2 separate regions of the Homo sapiens genome follow, and region 2 is linked to region 1. The links are chromatin loops, found by intact Hi-C in ENCODE. Cell type or tissue: MCF 10A. All regions are shown on one strand.

Evidence for each region. A loop is a pair of places that touch in the nucleus more often than their neighbours do. Peaks named below come from ENCODE experiments on the same cell type or tissue, not always from the same donor. Only the 100,000 strongest peaks of a DNase experiment are listed, where the experiment ranks them.
Region 2: a loop joins it to region 1, with 5 times the contacts of the local background. A loop is called at or near these places in 3 of 110 quality-filtered maps.

The regions. Positions count from the first base shown.
Region 1 is chr12:45,167,283-45,175,282 of GRCh38, forward strand. It overlaps the pseudogene PLEKHA8P1. Among named protein-coding and RNA genes, the nearest start is that of ANO6, 45 kb to the right of the region's middle. In MCF 10A, a CTCF peak has its summit at 3,366 (motif pointing right); a DNase peak (open chromatin) is centred at 3,369.
Region 2 is chr12:46,000,928-46,008,927 of GRCh38, forward strand. It overlaps the pseudogene RPL13AP21. Among named protein-coding and RNA genes, the nearest start is that of SCAF11, 14 kb to the left of the region's middle. In MCF 10A, a CTCF peak has its summit at 4,428 (motif pointing left); no DNase peak of the experiment used is centred here.

The DNA.
Region 1 (8,000 bases):
ATCACGTTCCTCCCCTTCAGAGGATGTAGCTACAGAGGCCATCTTGGAAGCAGACAGAAGCCCTCGCCAGACAACTGAATCTACTAGTGTCTTGGTCTTGGACTTCCCAGCCTCTACAATTATAAGCAAATGGGTTTCTATTCTTTATAAATTACTCAGTCTTGGATACTTTGTTACAGCAGCAAAAATGAAGTAAGATAACCATTGGTGAGGGCAAATAATAATAATAATGACTACCAAAGATGTTGGTTACAAACTGCAGGCCAGATACTTTAACACTTTCCTTGCATTATGTTTCACAACAATTCTTTTTATCAAAATGAGGAAACAAGACTGAAAGAAGTTAAATACATAGCCAAAGTCACAAAACTAGCAAGTGGTGGATCCAGGAAACCGTGTCTGTCTCACACTTAGGTCCACTCTCAGATCCCTTTGCCCACTGATCTTTAAGGGTCAACAGGGATACTACCACACATGATTTCGGCAGCATATGAAGATGAACACTAGATTACAATGGCTTTGAAAGGATGGAAATGGGGAAGTGAGCACAAAATACTTTTTCAAAAACATCAACTTTGAAGAAGGAAAGAGAAATAAAATTAAAACTAGAGGGCTTGGGAGAGAGGGAATTTGCTTGGTTATCTTTAAGAGGGGAAACAGAGATAAAAGAGGATGAGAGTTTCAAGATACAGGAATGTGTTAGAGATTTCAAAAGCTCAAACTTGAGCACTATCAGGGGATGGTGGATGAGGAATTAAATATTATTGATTATATTATGATTGCTTTGAGGAAATGGGGATACTTATTCAGGAAAGGGGAAAGACTTAAGCAAAATACAATAGTGAACTTTAAATATCAAGTAGGTTAAAAGATAGAAGAGGAAAGATTTTATTTTTACAGCTTCAGAGAGCAGACCAAGAGATGAAGTTACAAGTGATAGATTCCAACCTTAAAATGAAAAAGAACAGGCTAATGATTAGAAAACAGAATGATTTGCCTTTTGAGATGGTGATTCTCTTATTACTGAAAACGCTTAAGGAAGAGCTCTTTAACATCCATGATGCAAGTTGTATAAGGGATTTCTGTGAACTTGCTGAGGTGTTTTAACTATGCTAAAATTCTATGATATGTCCCTGCACTGTCTACTCCTTTGGTAAACTACTGAAGTATAGTACTGCTTATGGTAAGAACAATTCTTTGTGTAATTTACATCTTGAAGACTTCCTGCTATAATTGACAAGCAATAGAAGTAGAAAATAGATTACTGCCTACATTTCTGGCATTATCAAAACAACTCATATATTTGAAGTAATTTAAATCATTATGTAGACTTAAGATCAGCAGTTTTCTAAATGCTCACATTTGTATATATCCTTTTCTAAACCTCCGCTCACTTTTCTTTTCCTGCATGATTTGGAAAATGTAAGCAAGCAACTGGATTTTCCTATCATTCTAAATTGAAGTCCCTTCATTATCTATTTTCAACATTACTGTCTTTAGTAGATTTTGTTCAGAACCTTCTGCAGACATCATGACTTAACAAGTACAATGTCTCTTCTCCCATATTAAAGATGTCACTACTTCCAAAGCAGAGGAATTCATACTTTGATGAATTTATGAAAGAAAACCCCCCCAAACCCAGCATATAACTCAACAGATTCCAAACCAACTCTGCAGAGGTTTGATCCGTTCTTTCTTCTCACAGCCAACAGATAGAATCACGACCCGAAAATTTCCTAGTTACTACACTGTGAACAACCAGACTATTGGAAAGGGAGCCAAAACTAAAGCCCTCTGTCCTCTGAGAAGATGAATACAATTCACCAAAGTAAGTATTCACTTTTGCCCACTGGTAGAAAGGGCACAACAAAGGCCTCTAAGTGAGCACTGGAGAATGATACCATCTGTTGCACCTGTTGTGGAGAACAGCTGGTCTAGAGACCATATTGTAGATTGCAAGAAAGAGTAAATGTTTACAGAATTGCTATTTATTCTTGGGTTCAAATTCACTGCTGTAGCAAGTGTCTTGTGAAATGTGATTGAAACAGATTTTGCAAAATTTTAAGTGACCAGAGCCCTCTTTCTCTTAGAGTAAACTAAAGAAATAGGAAATTGAAACTTTGTTTCTTGGCTTATGAATTTAGAAAGATGGTTTCTAAGGTTACACTTGATTTTTAACTTGAGTATGTGAGTTTGCTTTGACCAGAATGTTTTTCTCTTCACATACCTTTCTAAGATTTAGTAGAATATAGTAATCAACATATAATTATATATACACATAGGTATAATATATGTGTAAAGGTATGTGGATGTATGTGAAATTTTGGATACCTGCTTCTGAGGCTATAAACTGAAAGTAGCAATTCCATGTTACTATCTTGTTATGTGACAGTTACATGTACATATATTATTAGGAATACGTCAGAAGAAAATGAAAACGTATACCAAATACAGCAGGTTCCTTTGAAATACTTTAAAAAGAATCAATGTTTTTTGTTTGTTTGTTTTGTTTTGAGATGGAGTCTCACTCTGTTGCCCAGGCTGGAGTGCAGTGGCATGATCTCGGCTCACTGCAACCTCCTCCTCCTGGGTCCAAGCAATTCTCCTGTCTCAGCCTCCCAAGTAGCTGGGACTACAGGCGTGCACCAACACACCTGGCTAATTTTTGTATTTTTAATAGAAATGGGGTTTCACCATGTTGGCCAGGCTGGTCTCAAACTCCTGGCCTCAGGTGATCCACCTGCCTGGGCCTCCCAAAGTGCTGGGATAACAGGCGTGAGCCGCCACATCTGGCCAACTTTTTAAAAATTTATTTATTTTGTAGAGAAGGGGTCTCGCAATGTTGCCCAGGCTGGTCAAGAAACAATATCCTTTATATTGCCAGTATAATATCCTTTATATTGGCAGTATAATGTTGCCAATATTTGTGTCCTTCTCACAGACCCGAAGGTCAATAAAATATATAAACTATATAGTCTAGAAAGGTAGAATGCTAAGGTTCTATGGTGTTCTCTAAAAATAATTTGCCAGTGGCATTACAGCAATATGTTCCAAAGGCTACTATACTTTTCTCGTCTTTCAGAATATCAAGTCATACACAAATGGACCTTTTAAATTTGCTTGTAATGCAATCACAGCATTTTAGTTAAATTTGAATTCATGACGGGGTCATCTTTTCTCAAAATATTTGGAAAAACTGGTTTGAACTATGGACAAGAACATGTCTTTCTGACTCAACTCCTAAGTTATTCTGTGCATCAGTAGTTTATCCCTTTCTCTTCTTCAGAGAGAAAGAATGGAAGGGACGGGGAGGGAGAACATGTTCCGCAAGGTGCCTTTGGAAGCTGGGCTATTGACAGTGCACCACCAGGGGGCAGCATAAAGCAGAGAAGCAGGAGATTGGATTTGGTCCTGCTCAGCTCTCTCCTTGATTGTCATCTAAACTCTCTGAGCCTCAGTTTATCACAGTGACTCCAGGATTTTGATATAATTATTGTTATTGTTGTTTTGAGAATGTTTTGTTGTAACTAATGACACACTTGGAGGGCCTGAAGTGCTGGGGGACATGGGTTGGGAATGCAAGGGTGGGCCACCAAGGGTCAATTTGTTTGGGGGACGATGGAAACTCCTGGAACCCTCCATTCTAAAGCACCAGTGGTTTGGCCCAAGTGCAGTGCAAGGATGGGGAAAGGGAGGGACTTCTGAGTACTGTTGGAGGTGTGGTGCTCACTAGCTTTCCCCTTACATCTAATGCAGGATGACCAGGGGGATATGTTGTGTGGTAGATTCTTGGGGCAGGGCATATAAAGATAAATATCAGTCTATTAATTTGTAAAAAGGCATTGCTGTCTCAGGTATGAGAACAATCATGCCTTTGTAATAAGAGCATACTCTCCCTTTCGACAGACTGATGTGGAAAACAAAATAATCAGAAGGTTGCTGGGTGATGACCTTTGAATTATATCTGGGTAAGATACATCTGTCTCCCACAAATGTGATCTTACTGGCCAGACCAGAACCTTTGAAGTCTAACAGCTCATGCCCTCTCTCCTCTCCTGGTATGGCACAGACACTGCCCACCAATATTGTTTTGCAACATTAGTTTTATCCATGGGCTTGGGAAAATAGTGATTATGTATCTTAAAAAGAACTGAAATAAATGATCCTTGATTTCTCTTCTGGGTTCTCCAATTTCTCTTCCCTGGTTCTTTTCTGTGATTTGTTCAGAATCATAGTATTTGTGATTCTGTGGTGTCACAAAGCAGTAACATAGCTTAATGGTAAAGACTTCCAGCACTGGAGCCAGACTGCCTGGGTCCAGATCTTGACACTAACTTGCCATGTCTCTGTGACTCTACTTTCTTTTTCTTTTTTTTCTTTTTTTTTTTTTTTAGAAGAGTTTCACTCTTGTTGCCCAGGGTGGAGTGTGGCACGATCTCGGCTCACTGCAACCACTGCCTCCCGGGTTCAAGTGACTCTCCTGCCTCAGCCTACCAAGTAGCTAGGATTACAGGCATGCACCACCACGCCTGGCTAATTTTGTATTTTTAGTAGAGACAGGGTTTCACCATGTTGGTCAGGCTGGTCTCGAACTCCACACCTCAAGTGATCCATCCGCCTCAGCCTCCCAAAGTGCTGGGATTACAGGCGTGAGCCACCGCACCCAGCCGACTCTACTTTCTTTACCTCTAACATGGGGAGACTAATAGTATCTATTTTCCAAAGTTGTCATGAAGATTAGGAGTGAATACACATAATGCATTTGACATAGTGCTAACCATATAGAAAGCACTGAAATTTTACATATTTTGAGAATGTACTTGCCCATTTCCTTTGTAATTTACATTTTGTGTGTGTGGCTTTAATGAACTCAATGTTAAGTAATGACTTTTCATGTTACATAACAATGTGGTGTTATAACCCGGTTAAGTACTTAATATATACATGATGCCAATTTTAGCAGTATTATTATTACTATTATTGTAATAAATCACAATGCTGAAATTTCTTAAAATTAATGAGCATATATTCTCCAGGCACAAAGAAAATAAATACCTATTTATGGTTGAAATCTTTTTCAACTCAAGCCATACCCTTCAGAGGGAGACAATCTGTTGATCACTTCCAGAGCCGTCCCCTGGGAAAAAAGAGACTAGAAAAAAAGAAGCCTTGGGGATATGCTTTGCATGCATTAGCAAAGTCCAAGGTGAGTTTTCTGCACAATTGTGTCAGGGTATGTTTGTGCTAGCTTATTTTTATTCTCATTGTAGGGCCAGAGTAATTAAGGAAAACATCTAGTTATGAAATACTGGTAAAAGTTACAAGATAGAGGACAATTAAAAACCACATAGATGGAACTCATTTAGCAATTCCAAGTAGATACAATTGAATTTGCTTTTTTATGGTTGTTTTTGAATCATTCAATTCATGTAAAATATATTATCTCAAGCATTTTTAAAATTTCATCTTCCAAGGGCTTAAGATTTAATAAGCAGCAAGCTAAAAACCATAGTCAAATGTGTAAATCCTTTGTACAAATAATAGATAAGATGATTTATTAGAGAATGTAATAGCCAATATAACACTTAATCTTGAGTAAATGAATAATTTGTGAAGGACTTCATGACTTTTTAAGAAATTTGTAATCACATGGTAGATTTAGATCAACGCTTTGGGTAATTTCTGAATGTAAAATAATAAAAATATAATAGGATGAATTCTTGAAGTTTGGAATATAAAAAGCATGATTGATGCTGTGAAATCATGGTTTTTATTTTTTTTAATTTTATTTATTTATTTATTTTTATTTTTATTTTTTTTTACACTTTAGCACTTTATTCCCTGAAGTTAGGAGGTGCTGCCCAGCAGCCATCATACAACCTCATCAGATTCCAGCCCATGGACCTCTTATAAAGCGTCCAGTATGGCCATCTGCTTCTTCATGGCAGGGAGGTAAAGGCTGAGGTCCCTCTGCATCCCAATACTGAAAGCTTCTTTCCGGTGGTCACCTTCCTTTACGGTTAACGCGGCCACAAAATCTTCATAGGATGGAGTTGCCCTTAAAGCTAACGCAAAAACCCCTCGAACTACCCAGCCATGGTGTTGCCGCAATGTTTTACCATATGCGTTATTCAGGGCTGTCTGGATATCCTTTTCCCCATTTTTCACTTCTGTCAAAAATCCCTTCAAAAATTTGAGACCTCTCTTCAGCCACAAGAGGGCTTCAGTCGCTGAGTTCCTAACCTGGGCTACATCCGCCTCCACTTCGTGCAGCACTATCTTCTGGAGAGTGGTAAACTCTTCTTTGTTGGTTATATACTTCTGATTTACTTTCTTAATATTTTCAACAAGATCCATCTTAACAGGAGCAAACACTGTAGGGCCAAGTTTGTCTAATACTGGAACCACAGCACAACATGATGCCAAGAATGCTTCTGTGGGAATGCCACTGTCTTCCAGAAGTTCAATGTCACTAAAGCTTGTGTTCATGGTACTAAAGAAAGTTGGGATAACTTCTTTGCCTTCCTCCCAGAGGCATTCTGGAGAGCAACTTGAGTCTGATCCAGACTGAGACAAGTTATTGTCATGATTTTTCAGGTTTTCCATTCTATCTTCCTTCATTATTTCACCTTGGACGGTTATATTATCATCTGTATTTTCCTCACTTGATATGCTGCAGTCTATCTCTGCAGATTTCAAATATAAGGAATTCTTATTTTTCATTAGGATTTCTTCCTCACCATTTATTTCCATATTTAAAGATCCATTTTCACAAGTGCTCAACTCCGTTTGCCTTTCCAATGAATTATGAATTGGTATAATAGGATGTTTCATCTTGCTGGACTTGAGCATGGCCAGCTGTGGTGATCCTGGTGGAGTGTGGTAGAGCAGCTCAGAGGTGAAGGCTGCATTTGCAATCTGCATGCATTCTTCCAAGGTCTTCAGAAAAGTATTACAGGTTGATTTCAGCAAAGTTCCCACATCAATTCCCTCCTCAGAATTGGACACACCAGTTGTGGTCACTTCTTTTGTTTTATCTACTTGCTGAACAAGGAGGTCACAGCAGAGTCTTAGTTCTGACATTTTGGTTTTCAAGTTTTCAGTGTTTTCAGCAAACTCTTTATCCTTCTGGGTCCTACTGTCAGTCAGGCAAGCCTTGGCTGATCCCAGGGCCACCAGCCGCCGCTATCTTTCAGGCACACTTCTGGCCTTCAGGTAGAAATACTGTTCCCCGGGGATTATCAGGTCCATGCATGTATTATCTACAGAATGAACTTCAATTTCACAGACTGCCATTTGTATGCTCCCTTTGCAACCTTTCCAGGCATCTTCAGGAGAATCATAATAGGACAATATTCCCCTACAGAGAAAGAACCATCAAGGCTGCCAACTGCTCAGATAGTTGGTCCACTTGTACAGCACCCACTCCATGGCGCCCACGGCCACTCAGCCCACGCCCACCGGCCCCCTCATTGCCCAAGGCCCCAGGAGGCGAGGAGCACCAGCAGCAGGGCCATCACCCGGTGCTGCCCAGACGCCCACTCCCGGTGCCCGGGCCCGGTGTGGGGACGCCCGACCTGCCTCACCCTCGGCCCGGGGTAAATCATGGTTTTTAATTACACTTTCTTTAACTGTTGAATTATATCTACCTTCTAATGCCAATATTTCTAATTTGAAAAATCCCCCTCATACCCACCTCTTATTATTTAAAACAAAAACAAAACTCTATGTTTATTTTTCATATTTTTCAGTGAGGGCATCTGTGTAGTGGTATATGTGAACGGGTATAAGAACTTGCTCCCGGCCGGGCACGATGGCTCATGCCTGTAATTCCAGCACTTTGGGAGGCCGAGGTGGGTGGATCACAAGGTCACGAGATTGAGACCATCCTGGCCAACATGGTGAAACCCCGTCTCTACTAAAAATACAAAAATTAGCTGGGTGTGGTGGCGTGCACCTGTAGTCCCAGCTACTCTGGGGAGGCTGAGGCAGGAGAATTG
Region 2 (8,000 bases), 830 kb after region 1:
AGAGTCATCACCACTCCCTAATCTCAAGTACCCAGGGACACAAACACTGTGGAAGGCTGCAGGGACCTCTGCCTAGGAAAACCAGAGATTTTTGTTCACGTGTTTATCTGCTGACCTTCTCTCCACTATTATCCTATGACCCTGCCACATCCCCCTCTCCGAGAAACACCCAAGAATGATCAATAAATACTTAAAAAAAAACAAAAACAAAAAAAACACAACACCAATTCCAGGAATCAGCCCTGACTATTTTAGATCATTCAAGGTAATCCTATACTTCTTGCTACAGTGGGTAGTTTAGGAAACGCAAGCATTCCTTTAGCCAATTTGTGTCAGTAACACTTGAAGAGCTGGTGACTGAGAAAGACTTCCTTGTTCTTCAGATAAAGCTACTAAAAGTGTGCTCTCTTCCTGTTTGGATGATGAGAGGTGAGAATTTAAACCTGGAATTACTGTAGCTACTCTGTTATCATAAACTAGTCTAGCTTTGGAATAATGCTGCCTCTGTGGAAGGCCCAGAAGGGAGGTGGAACAAAACTAGTTTCTTGTTGAAATTAGTAAGCCACTGATCAAATAAATCCTGATACCTGCCTAGTTATGTAAGCCAATAAGTCCCCTTCATTATTTAAGCAATTTTGATTTTTTAAAAATTTACAATACTAAGGGTCTTCGCAGTTAAGGGATATGTGGGGAAAGGAAACTGTCACAGGTCAAATTCCCTGGGAAACACTTTAAGATAAAGATTAGAGTGCAGAAATGTCATTGGTGGGTGCTCTTAGAATCCGCCTGTAGAGAGAGTAAAGAAAGCAGGCTTAGGCAAAGGAAGAAGTTGACCTGCAGTGAAGTCCAACAGAGGCCTCAGCCATTCCTACAGGGAACTCTGAAGACTTTATGCCATCTCATTGACCAATCATTTTGGCTGTACCCAGAAATGTGAGGAGGCCCTCTTCAGCAGAGGGTAAGTGATAGTGAAGGATTCAGTTGAGAGTTGTCAGCCTCAAACACTTTCAGCATCTGGTGGAATGACTGCTTCATTCCTGGATTGGGGGAAATCTACAGTACACCATGCATGATATCCACTACTGTCTACCTCTATGAATATAAGATCTAGGAGCAGCTCTTCCAAAATTCTGTGGGGCTTCCAAGAAACTGGAGAAACTTACTAGAAGAAGGAGGTTGGTGGGATTAATTACAGCCTCGAAAGCTGCTCCTGGGGTCATAATTGGTGCTGATCATTTCCTTCTTCCACTACCTATTCTAGAGTCCCCTCACTCTCTGCTGGTCTAGGTAGCTGCTATGGACTGAATGTTTGGGTATCCCCAGAATTTGTATGTTGAAACTAGTCACCAATGTGATAGTATTAGGAGGTGGGTGATTTGGAAGTGATTAGGTCATGAAGACAGAGTCCTCAAGAATGGAATTAGTGCCTTTATAAAAGAGGTCCCAGACAGCTGCCTTGCCTCTTCCACCACGTGAAGACACAGCAAGAAGGCACCAGGAAGTGGGCCCTCACTAAACACTAAATTTGCTTGTACCTTGATCTTGGATTTTACAGGTTACAGAACTACAAGAAATAATTCTGTTGTTATAGGTCATGTAATTTGTGATATTTATTATACCAGCCCAAACACACTAAGACAGTAGCTTACCTAGTGGAATAACTCAAACCCTCTTCAGTGAGGGGGCCAAGTCCTTCATCACCAAATTCTTCCCAGGTTGTAGCTGCTGCACTTTTCCATGGACCATGTAAATTGGGCAAGCAAAAACCAAGAGAAAAACAAATGGGTCACTTGGGTATCAAACATATTATTTCCTATCCCTTTTGTGGAACAGCTGCCCTACTGAAATCAGAATCAATTACCGTTGCCAGAATGGTGACTCCTTTCCTTGTTTCTTGGAATGAGAAGACTAAAATGACCAGGCAGCAGCTAGAGTTTAATGGGACTCTTCCTGTGTCTGCTAGTGGAAACATTTTCTCTCTCGTAGCCAAAATCTCTAACTTACGGAGAAAGAAGGTACGACTTCCCTAAACAAATCCCTGGGAATCATAATATATGGAGATATTCCTATTTGCACTCTTTAGCTCCCGGATTCTTGTATTCTTACTTTTGAGAATATCAATTTAGAGTGTACACTGAGTCCTGGGGTATGATGCCTCCTCACAGGGTATCCTTTGCAAGCTAGCACCCCAGCTGAAACTTTAACAGGTCATCCCAATGCTCAATCAGTACAGTTTCAAGGTGGTGTAGTATATTGTAGGACCAGTGGAACCCATGGTCCTGTGCCCACTGCTGCACCAAATCTTAGGTCAGTGGATCAAACAATTTAAGCCCTCAGTGGTACTACCTGAGACCCTTCAGGCAGGAGATCCAACTTGGAATATGTTTAAGTTCCAATAAAGATAAATTGATACTACTTCCAGGATGGAATGAGTCCTGTGTAGACAACTTGCCACCAAGTAGCTGGTAAGTCTGCTGAAGGAATGGTGCTGCATTGGGGGCCAAGCATTGGCCTTGTTGCTGGCAAATTGGACATTTGACAGTGGTGGTAGCTAGATCAGCCTTGTTAATTGGGAACCATGCTATTAGGCCCATGTATAACCTCCATCTCTGCACCTGTGGCTACCCTTGTCATGTGCCTATTGGGCCAATACTAGTGTAGCCAATGGCAGAGACTGGCTGATGTCATCTGGCCAGGGCATTGTTCCTTATGGTTGTCTAGTGCTTATTCTGTGATGGATTCTCTCTGTTGCCTATTAACACATGAAGCAAAGATCTTCACATTTCATATCCATTTTATAGGGTCATCCACATGCCTCTTTCCCAGAACTCTTTATCCCCAATCTTTGTCTTTCCAGCCCCTGACCAAACAGTAAGCCTTTTGCTAGTGCCCATAAATTAATGTATAAGTTTACTTTGAGCTACAAACCAAAGCTCTGCCCACTTAGAGATATTCCCCTCACTACTGTCTTTCAGGACACTCCTAAGTGATTGCCTGTGGCACTTGCACATCAGGACTGTCACCTTTGGGTCCCCCCAAAAACTAGGGCAGCAATGGAAAAAGGGCAGGCTAGGCCAAGAGTGAGGAATAAACAGTCTTTATTGGCTTTGGACTAGGAGTCCTTGGGTCTTGAGTATCTCTGTGTATTTGTCGATATTCTTCAGATTCTTCTCAGCCTGTTTCTGCAGCCTCATAAACTGCTCCTTCTCCCTTTGCCCCTCCCCATTCTTTCTCCTAATGGATCTTGACCTTCTCCTTCCTCTTCTCCTCCAGAATGGCTGTCACTGGTTGGTACTTCCAGGCAAATTTATGAACCAGGTGCCCCAGGTAGGCAAACTTCAGTGTGGGCTTCAGGTGCACAACCTTGAGTAGAGTAGAAATCACCATCCACTTTTGCAAAGGGCAGGGCACAGGGGGTGTGGATCCCATCAAATACCTTGAGGTGGTCCAGGTGGCCAGGCCTCACTTGGTTTTATGGGGCAATATACCACTCATGGTTCAGCCAAAAGATGCAGTTAGGTGCCCGAAAGTAGAAGAGACCCAGAAGTGGTAGGGTCTAAAGACAGAGTTGGTGCTCCTGGTCTTGTGGAAGGTTAGATACTGAAACTTGTTCCTGTAGAAGTTGACAAAAATGCTGATGTCCTTGCAGTGCAGGACCTCCAGCTTCCTGCCCAGCAGTACTTGCTTGGCCATTATGACCACCAGGCAACTCAGGAGAGGCCTAGGCCATCGATCACCAGAACCTGCCCCTTCAACATCTTCAACAGCCACTTGGAAAAGGCCAGGAACTATTTTACCAAAGGGATTTAAGTCTGCACTGCAGATGGCATGACCTTGCTTCATAACCATAGAGATCTGTGTTGTGATTCTTCGAATGGGATTTGATGTAAACTTTTTTATTTTTACAAAGGCAAGGAAATTCAAACATTGAAATGCTTAAGAAAATAAAAATCTTTCCAAATCCTATAACTGGAGACAATTTGTCGATTCATCAATATCCTAGTGAGCATTATTTTAAACCTTTTACTATATATTTATACAAATAGAACTACGTCTGTAATTTATTTTTTATTTATTATTTACTCTGTTTATAGAGACAGGGTCTTGCTCTGTCACCCAGGCAGGAGTGCCATGGCAGAATCAAACTCACTGCAGCCTCCAACTCGTGGGATCAAATGACCCTCCCACCTCAGCCTCCCCAGTAGCTGGGACTATAGGCACACCACCACATCTGGTTGTTTTTTGTTTGTTTGTTTGTTTTTTGTAGAGATGGTATCGCTGTGTTTCCCAAGCTGACCTTAAACTCCTGGTGTCAATCCTCCCTCCTCAGCCTCCCAAGGTGCTTTGGTTATAGGCATGAGCTACTGAACCCATCCAAATTGCTGCTTTTTGATTAAACACTATTTTTATATAACATAAATTAACCAGTTTGCTATAGATAATTCTTAATTGAGTGGTACTGCCCTCTAGAGTATGTTTTGTGTCTCGACTATTTACATGATGAAATACATATTTTGTTATAAATTACTGCTTTTTTCACATTACAGTTAGTATATTTTGTTGTATGTACCTATGACTTTCATTTCAGGACTGTAAGGGAGTGTTACAAAGTATTTATTATAAAAAGGGCATGAAGTCAGCTGGGATTGAGAAGCACTGCTTGTAGATGGACACAGAGTATCTTCAATTTTCAATACTAAAAATATTCTGATGAACATCTTTGTATATTCATGTTTTGCAGTGGGTTTGTTAGGCCAAATGGTACACATGTGCAGAAATTTGGCACATTGTACCAATTCACCTATATACCAACAGGGCATGAGAGTGCCAGTTTCCTCATATATTCACCAACAATAATGTTGCCATGGTTTGGATGTGATTATTTTGCCAAAACTCATATTGAAATTTGATCCCTGATGTGGCAGCAGTATTCAGAGGTGGGACCTACTTGGGGATGTTTGGGTTACGGGGACACCACTGTCATGAATGCCTTCCGGCTGCAATGAGTTCTTCCTTTCTCAGGAATGGATTATTTTACATCAGAGAGAGCAGCTTGCTAAATAGTGCCTGGGTTCCTTGGATTCTCTCTCTTGCTTCCTCTCTCACCATGTGGCCTCTTTGCATACACCTCCCCCACCTTCCACTCTCTACCATGAGTGTAAGGAAGCAGTACAAGACCCTCTCTAGATATAGCTGCCCAATCTTGCACTTTCCAGCCACCAGGATCATGAACCAAACAAATCTATTTTCTGTATAAATTATCCAGCGTCAGGTATTCCATTACAGCAACACTAAGTGGACTGTGACAAATGTAGTCCTCTTGCATATGCCAGTCACTCTTCCCTTAAAAACTAGTTAAGATTTTCTTAAAATTTCTATTCTGTGTCTTGGGGTAGAGTCCTTCAAGTGATTCTGAAAGTTCCAGGATTTTACTTTATTTCTAGTAATTCCTGGGTTTAATTTCTGACTTTAATTGATTTCTCTTTTCCATTTTTTAAAAATAACAGCTATACTGGGATATACTTCATACACTACACAATTCACATATTTAAAGTGTACACTTCAGTGGTTTTTAGAGACATGCACAGAGACATGCAACTGTTACTACGATCAATTTTAGAACATGTTTTTCTTTTCTTTTCTTTTCTTTTCTTTTTGTTTTTTGAGACAGGGTCTCACTCATTTGCCCAGGCTGGAGTGCAGTGGCCAGTCTCGGCTCACTGCAACCTCCACCTCCCAGGCTCAAGTGATCCTCCCACCTCAACTGCCCAAGTAGCTGGGACTACAGGTTCACAGCACCATGCCCAGCTAATTTTTGTGTTTTTGGTAGAGATGAAGTTTCACCATATTGCCCAAGTTGGTCTCCAACTCCTGGCCTCAAGCAAACCACTGACCTCAACCTCCCAAAGTGTTGGGATAACAGGCGTGGGCCACTGTGCCCTGCCGCAATATTTTTTTCATCACCCTCTAAAACCCCATATACCTCAGCAGTCACTCCCTATTTTCTCATAACCCCCCAGTCCTAGGCAACCACTAATCTACTTTTTGGGTGGATTTACCCTTTCTGGATATTATATAAAAATAGAATAGTCAAGTATGGGGGCTTTTGCCACTGGCTTCTTTTACTTAGCATAATGTTTTCAGGATTTATTCATCTTACAGTATGTAGTAGTACTTCTTTTCTATTGTTGAATAATAGTCTGTTGTATATACATATCACATTTTATTTATCCACTCATCAGTTAATGAACATTTGGGTTGTATCTACATTTTGGCTATTATGAATAATGCTGTTATGAACATTCTTGTACAAGTTTTTGTGTAGACATATGTTTTCATTTCTCTTGGGTATATATCTAGGAGTGAAATGTCATATGGTAACTCTATGTCTAACCTTTTGAGGAACTGCCAAACTGCTTTTCCAAAGCAGCTGCACCATTTGACATTCCCACCAGCAGTGCATGAGAGTTCCAGTTTCCTCATGCCCTCAACATTGCTTGCAATAGTCTGTGTTGTTGGTTATTGCTATTCTGTTGAGTGTGGATTGGTATCTCATTGTGGTTTTAATTTGCCTTTCCCTGATAGCTAATGATGCTGAACATCTTTTCATGTGCTTGTTGGTCATTTGTGTATCTTCTTTGAATGTCACTTAGATCATTTGCCCACTTTTAATTGAGCTATTTGGTTTTTTATTATTGAGTTGTAATAATTCTTAACATATTGTAGATACAAGTCTCTTATTAGATATGTGTTTGCAAGTATTTTCTCCCATTCTATGGATTGTCTTCATTTTCTTGATGGTATCCTTTGCAACACAAATGTTTTTAATTTTCATGATGCCCAATTTATCCTTTTTTTCTTCCCTTGAGTGTGCTTTGGTGTCATATCTAAGAAACTATTGTCTCATCTAATGTCACAAAGAGTTATGCCTATGTTTTCTTCCAAGAATTTAGCAGTTTTAGTTCATACAGTTAGGCCTTTGATCCATTGATTTTTGCCTATGTATATGCATAAATTTTCTGTACATGCAATTTTATTATTTTGCTTCTGGATATGCAGTTGTACCAGCATCATTTGCTGGAAAGATTATCCTTTCCCCATTGAATTGTCATGACACCCTTTTCAAAAACCAATTGACCATGAATTTGAGAGTTTATTTCTAGACACTTAATTCTCTTCCATTGATCTATATGTCTATCTTTAATGCCAGTACCTTACCATTTTGGCTACTGTAGTTTTGTAGTAAATTTTGGAATTGGGAAGTGTGAGTCTTTCAACTTTGCTCTTTTTTTTCAAGGTTGTTTTTCCTATTCTAAAGCAAATTCAAACTTATTCTAAAGGAAATTCAAGAGAATTTCCATATAAATTTTAGGGTCAGCTTGTCAATTTCTGTAAAAAATTTAACTGGGATTTTTACAACGATAGGTTGAATCTGTAGATCAGTTGAGAAGTATTGCCATTTTAACAGTATTAAGTCTTTCAATCCAGCACATGGAATGCCTTTTCATTTATTTAATTCTTCTTTAATTTATTTTAATAATGTTTTATAGTTTTTAGGATATAGGTTTTACAGTTTTTTGGTTTAATTTATTCCCAACTATTTTATACGTTTTGATGCTATTGCATCAGTTTTCTTACTTTTATTTTCAGATTGTTCATTGCAGCATATAGAAATATAACTAATTTTCATATATCAATCTTGTAGCCTGAAACCTTGCTGAACTTATTTATTAGTTTGTAATGATGTTTTAGTGGATTCCTTAGGATTTTCTATATACAAGTTTGTGTCATCTACAACTATAGTTTTACTTCTTTCTTTCCAATCTGAATGCCTTTTACTTCTTTTTCTTGCCCAATTGCCCTTTCTACAACCTCCAATGCAATGTTGAATAAAAGTGGTGAGAACAGACATTCTTTTCATTTATTGATCTTAGGAGGAAAGCTTTCAGTCTTTCATCATTAATTATGTTAGTTGTGGCTTTTCGTAGATATCTTTTTTT